Regions from separate parts of the Homo sapiens genome. Here region 2 is linked to region 1. A link is an interaction called in ENCODE POLR2A ChIA-PET data of the cell type or tissue named here. Cell type or tissue: GM12878. All regions are shown on one strand.

What was found. Peaks named below come from ENCODE experiments on the same cell type or tissue, not always from the same donor. Only the 100,000 strongest peaks of a DNase experiment are listed, where the experiment ranks them.
Region 2: POLR2A ChIA-PET joins it to region 1 with 6 read pairs; 4 of 35 experiments call an interaction of 5 or more read pairs at or near these places.

Annotation. Positions count from the first base shown.
Region 1 is chr2:161,087,600-161,090,099 of GRCh38, forward strand. No RefSeq gene overlaps it. Among named protein-coding and RNA genes, the nearest start is that of TANK-AS1, 71 kb to the right of the region's middle. In GM12878, no CTCF peak of the experiment used is centred here; a DNase peak (open chromatin) is centred at 1,232; H3K27ac peaks cover 1,678 bases.
Region 2 is chr2:161,237,510-161,240,009 of GRCh38, forward strand. All of the region lies in intron 3 of PSMD14-DT (PSMD14 divergent transcript), which reads right to left. Among named protein-coding and RNA genes, the nearest start is that of LINC01806, 6.0 kb to the right of the region's middle. RefSeq lists an enhancer at 875-1,431 and silencers at 1,263-1,632, 1,723-1,792. In GM12878, no CTCF peak of the experiment used is centred here; no DNase peak of the experiment used is centred here; H3K4me3 peaks cover 1,771 bases; H3K27ac peaks cover 420 bases.

The sequences.
Region 1 (2,500 bases):
AAAGGCAAGAACCCCTTGGAAATTGTCACAAGACAAGGTCTGTCAAGATGCAAGAAAATTAGATGGTACAACCATAAGTCACTTGACTTCATTTATTCCCCCTTTCCTTCACCATCACTCAGGGGCAATCAAAAGTGAGTTTTAGCCATTTTTCTTAATGCCAAATTTTCAAAACCTTTCGTTAATCCCCCATTTAAATCATAAGAGGCAATATATCTGTTGAGCAAAATACCTCAGCTATGTTTGATTGACAAATTTTGTATAAGACATCTTTTTCATCTGGAAAAAGCAAAGCAAAGTATTAATAACACACACACAAATGATTCAATGAAGTCCAAAATTATCTTACAGATAATAGGGTGCCATAGGTATCTTCGATTCCTAAGGACCTTTGCTTTGCCCACTATTTACTTATTATAAGCCAGCAGATTTGCAATCACCAAGTATCTTGTGACTCTCATGACAGAACACAGCACTGCAGCAAGGATTTGAGGTGAAGGGCAGGCAAGCGCCATCATGCTGAGGCTAGCCAGGGTAGGTCCCAGGGGAACCTCACCCTGGGATATTACTACATCTCAAATGTATACTACTCAACTCTTAAACCTTGAAAGGTTGTTGAAATATTTGAAATATTAGTGCAAGGTTAAAACCAAGTATTTTTACTATTTTAGAGAAGGTGAATTGCAACATATTTACCCAAACAGACTCAATTTAGGTCATACGCAGTGGTTCACAGCCTTGGCTGTCCATTAGAATCACCTGGAGAGCTTTTAAAACTCCCAAAGCCTACGCAGCATTCCTAACCAATTAAATCAGTATTTCTAAGCATAGGAACCAGGCATCAGTATTTTTTAACGCTCCCCAGGAGATTCCAATATATAGCCAAGACTGAGATTCACCGATGTAAGATTTAACTCAGGTAATATACCTTTGGGCTTATTGTGCTTATTTGACCAACACTGGGGCTCATTGTGTTTATCTGACCAATATAGAGCCAGAACTTATAGAAACCATTGACGAAATGACTCCCCCCAGAGACACCTAACTCTTTTGGCTCTCACTTTCTTCCTAGGCTATCAGGCATGGTGTTTGTCATATCCCAACCTGAATCCGCAACTCCCTGCTTGACAGTCCTGAGGCTACCCCAAGGGTTCTGATGCACCTCATAACATCTCTTGTTTTTTCTCAGTCTACTGTCAAACCACTTAGCTCAGAATTCCCAGAGGCCCCAAAACTCTCACTTCCCTCTGAAACACTAAAGTCAGCTAAGGTTGATGCATGTACGTTGATGTGAATCTTCTGAGTAGTTTTGGTTTTACAAGGCATTTAGGAAAGTCTAGGGCCTGGCAGCATCAAGGCATGGCTATGAGGTGGGGGGAATGGGAAGAATCTCTAGAACTCCCTCAGTTTTTAGCTCCTCTCCTTCCCCTATTCTTTAATATGTATAATTAACACTTTCTGTTTTATATATCTTACACAAGGTGCCATAAAAACAGTTTCAAAATGCTAAAATGATTTCCTGGGCAAAAAGGCAAGCACCCACTCTAACCTCCCCACTTAGTCACCTACACCTTTCTCCTTGGGTGTAGATAGGTGTCACAATTGAAAAATAACACACTTGAATTGTCTTGTTAGGATTTTTTTCATGACCAATTTATAAACATTCAGTATGATTTCGGCACAACTGGCCTCCCAAATTCAAAGCCAGAATTTCTTAAATGTTGCGGGTTGTTTTTAAAGTTAGAATGACTACAGCTACACCTACATATTTAGGAAGAAGATAAATGTTATTTGTGTGCTGCAATTGTGATAAGCATATTGAATACAATGATTGTCAAGCAAAATTTCCATGTGCAATTTCAGACAACAGACTCCAAAATGTGACCATATATAATCACCCCTTTTCTACTACATTATGACAAAACAGGTAGTTGAAAATCATGTTTTATTCCTATCTCAGACAATAGGAATCTTAGTAAAAAAATCTATTTTGTTTAAAGAACAACTTCAGTTTTCTCAGAGAGTCACTGAACCCAGATTGGTAACTCAAACTCAGCAGCTTTCTATTTCTGTCTGGTCTTTCATTCTCTAGCTTTGTTTACAGGCTAAAGTTGCTGCAATTGGGTCTTCTCACTTCATCCCTTAGTTCTGTATACTGTATATATCCTGAATCATCTAGCAATATAAGACCACATTGGTCCAGTTCCTGACAATTTACCTATTATGCCTGTGTGCTGAATTTTATTATCTTAGGGAATCCATGAGCTTCCATGATTATGACTTGATAAAATTACAGCTCAGTTCAGATCTCAACAACATGGAAAGAGGTTTGCAGGGTTTGTTTACAAGTGAGGATGCCATATGCTCCTCTAAGAAAAAATATGCTAATTACCAAGGAAGAAATGAGGTAAGAACATGTGCAATTGCTGCAGACCTACTAAGTAAACAAGCAAGATACTTTCTGTGCAATGGAAATAAATGTGGTGAATCCATCCCCTGT
Region 2 (2,500 bases), 150 kb after region 1:
CTCATGACTGAGTCGTGCAGGGTCTGGCTTTTGGCATCTGCTAAGCGTGGCCGGGTAAGAACAGCTCCCAGGTAAAAAAGCTGCACACGCGAAACGCCGAGTCTGAAAAAACCACCCCCGCCGAGGCGAGGCAGTTGTGAGCGGGATGCCTGAGAAGTGGGAGGTGAATGTCCTCGGGAGGGCCCCCCCGGTGCAGCTTTCCCCGGAGGCTGAGGCTGCTGCCAGCGGGGACATCTGCTTTCTTACACTCCAGCCTGGCTCACCCCGCCCCCTCAGCCCCGGGTTGCGTGGTTATTTTACCAACACGGGGGGAGGGAGAGCTCGAGGAGGTAGAAAAGGGGTGGATAGAAGCTTAGAAGATTTTCTTCCCACTCCCCCCACGTCCCCTCCTTTCGTCACATCTTTTAACCTTCAAGGTAAAGACTTAAGGAAACAATAAGCGTGTCCGCTGGCTCGCAGGCCCGCCGGGGTTCTCGGGCGCGGGGCCTTGCCCCTCTCCATCCTCCCTGAGTCCTTCCCCGAGTCGGGCCGTGCTTCGGCGGTTCGGCTGGGCGCAGGGGCCGGCCGGGCGCGCCCAGCCTGTGGCGCCTCCTCTCCCGGGCTGCTGCCTCGACAGCTGCTTGTAGCTACAGTAATTAGACTGTCAGTGCTTGTTAGAGGAGAGAGGGGAAAACACGCTTCTGACAGCAGATTCCAAGACTCCCCAGTTTGTTAATTTCTAAGAGATCTTTAAAGCATTAATTGAGGTCTCCCCAACTCTCCCCTCCCGTCCCTCTCTGCAACTCCTCCCTTCCCAAAAATATCTTTAGGAGAAGCGAGTTCTCTCGGCGTGGAAGCAGTGTTTCCCGCAAAACTGCCAGCCCGCCCCCCGCTCACGCACAGACACCCAATTTCCCATATACAGATAAATGCACACATGTATACGCGAAAGGTTAACTCGGCGGAGGACTCGCCCAAATAAGCACCGGGATTGCATTTAAAATAATAATAATAAATAAATAAATAAACTAGGAAGGAAAGCGGGGGGAGGGAAGCAGAAGTCGGGAAGAAAAGAGAAAAGCAGCAGGCTGATTACGAGGTGTCAAAACTGCCAGGAGCAAGAAGGTGATAGCAATCAGGGGTGAGAAGAGTGCGGCATTCGTGCGGGGCAACTAATTATCCGTCTCATTTGAGAAGAGCAGCATTTGAGGCAGCAGCGTTCGCCTGCTGAACGGTGACAGATTGGCGCGGAGGAGAGGGGAGGTGTTAAAACAATGGAGCCGGGCGCGCGAGCGCTGCTGCATGCTAATCAGCCCTCCCTCCGCCTGCCTGCCGCGCTCCCTCCTTCCTCCCGGCCTCCCTCCTCCGCGCTCCCTCCTCCCGCCTGCGGCGCTCCCTCCTTTCCAGCGGGCCCCGCGCCGCCGCCGCCACCCGCTTCCTGCTCCCTCGCTTTCCCGCGCGTCCTTCCCGCCGCTGGCGAGTGGAACCCAGCCACCGCCACCGAGTCCCTAGCGGGCCAGGAGCCCCCGCGCGGCCCCCAGCGCCGGCCCGGTGGAGTGCAGCCCCGCGCGGGCTCGCCCGAGGGCTCGGCCTGCGCCGCGCGCCCACTCCCCGGGGCGGTGGGGCGAGGACCCGCGCTCCGGGATCCACGTACTGGGGAAGCGGCCGAAGAGCCTGCGTTCTCACGCCCACTCGCTGTCTGGTGAATCGACCGCGTCGGCCAGCGAGCGCGACTGGGAGTCCAGGCGAATTCAGAAAGGGCTAGGGCCAGCCAGGGGTGAAAAGAGTGACAGGGCCACAAAGGCCAAGAAGGGCTCCAGGACTGAGCGCAGATCTCCTGCCCTGCCCGAGCGTGGCCGCCACCCCGAGGCCTCCAGCCGCCCCCAACCCGCCCTGCAGTGGCCGCGCCCCGCTGGCCTGCGGCGAGTCGGCGAGGTCAGCGCCCCCCGCCACGCCTCGCGCGCTGCGGCTCTTAGACCCCTGGAGCCCCTTTTTTGCCAGAGCTACCGGTCCACGGTTTAAATGATCGCAGCGAAGATACATAAAGGGCCTTAGCATTAGCTGTGCTTCCAAGGCCTGACCTCCTGACCCCAAGACTAGATTAAGGGGCCGTCTGGGCCTCGAGAGTTCCCTCGAAAGACCGTCGCGGGGAGAGAAGGGCCTGGAAAGAAGCGGGCCGCGCTCCCCCCTGCCGCGAAGACTGTGGGGCAGATGGGGGCAGGACCTGATCTGGAGGCCCAGCTCCCCGCCTGGCCGCTCTGTTCTATACTCTGGCCCGAGACAAGCTAGTCAAAAACAGCAGCGCCCTGGCCGCCCCTCCGACAAAGAGCCCATCGGAACCCGAGTCTGCTGAAAAAAGCCTTTCATACCTGTTGATGCAGGCGGGGACCTGAGATTTCATACAACCTCCTGTTACTTTTTGACCGTAAAAGCTGATTGTTGCACTTAAAAGGCACTTTTATTCCTACCATTAAAATATTTTTACTGTTACGGGTTTACATAAACTACCCTTATAAACATC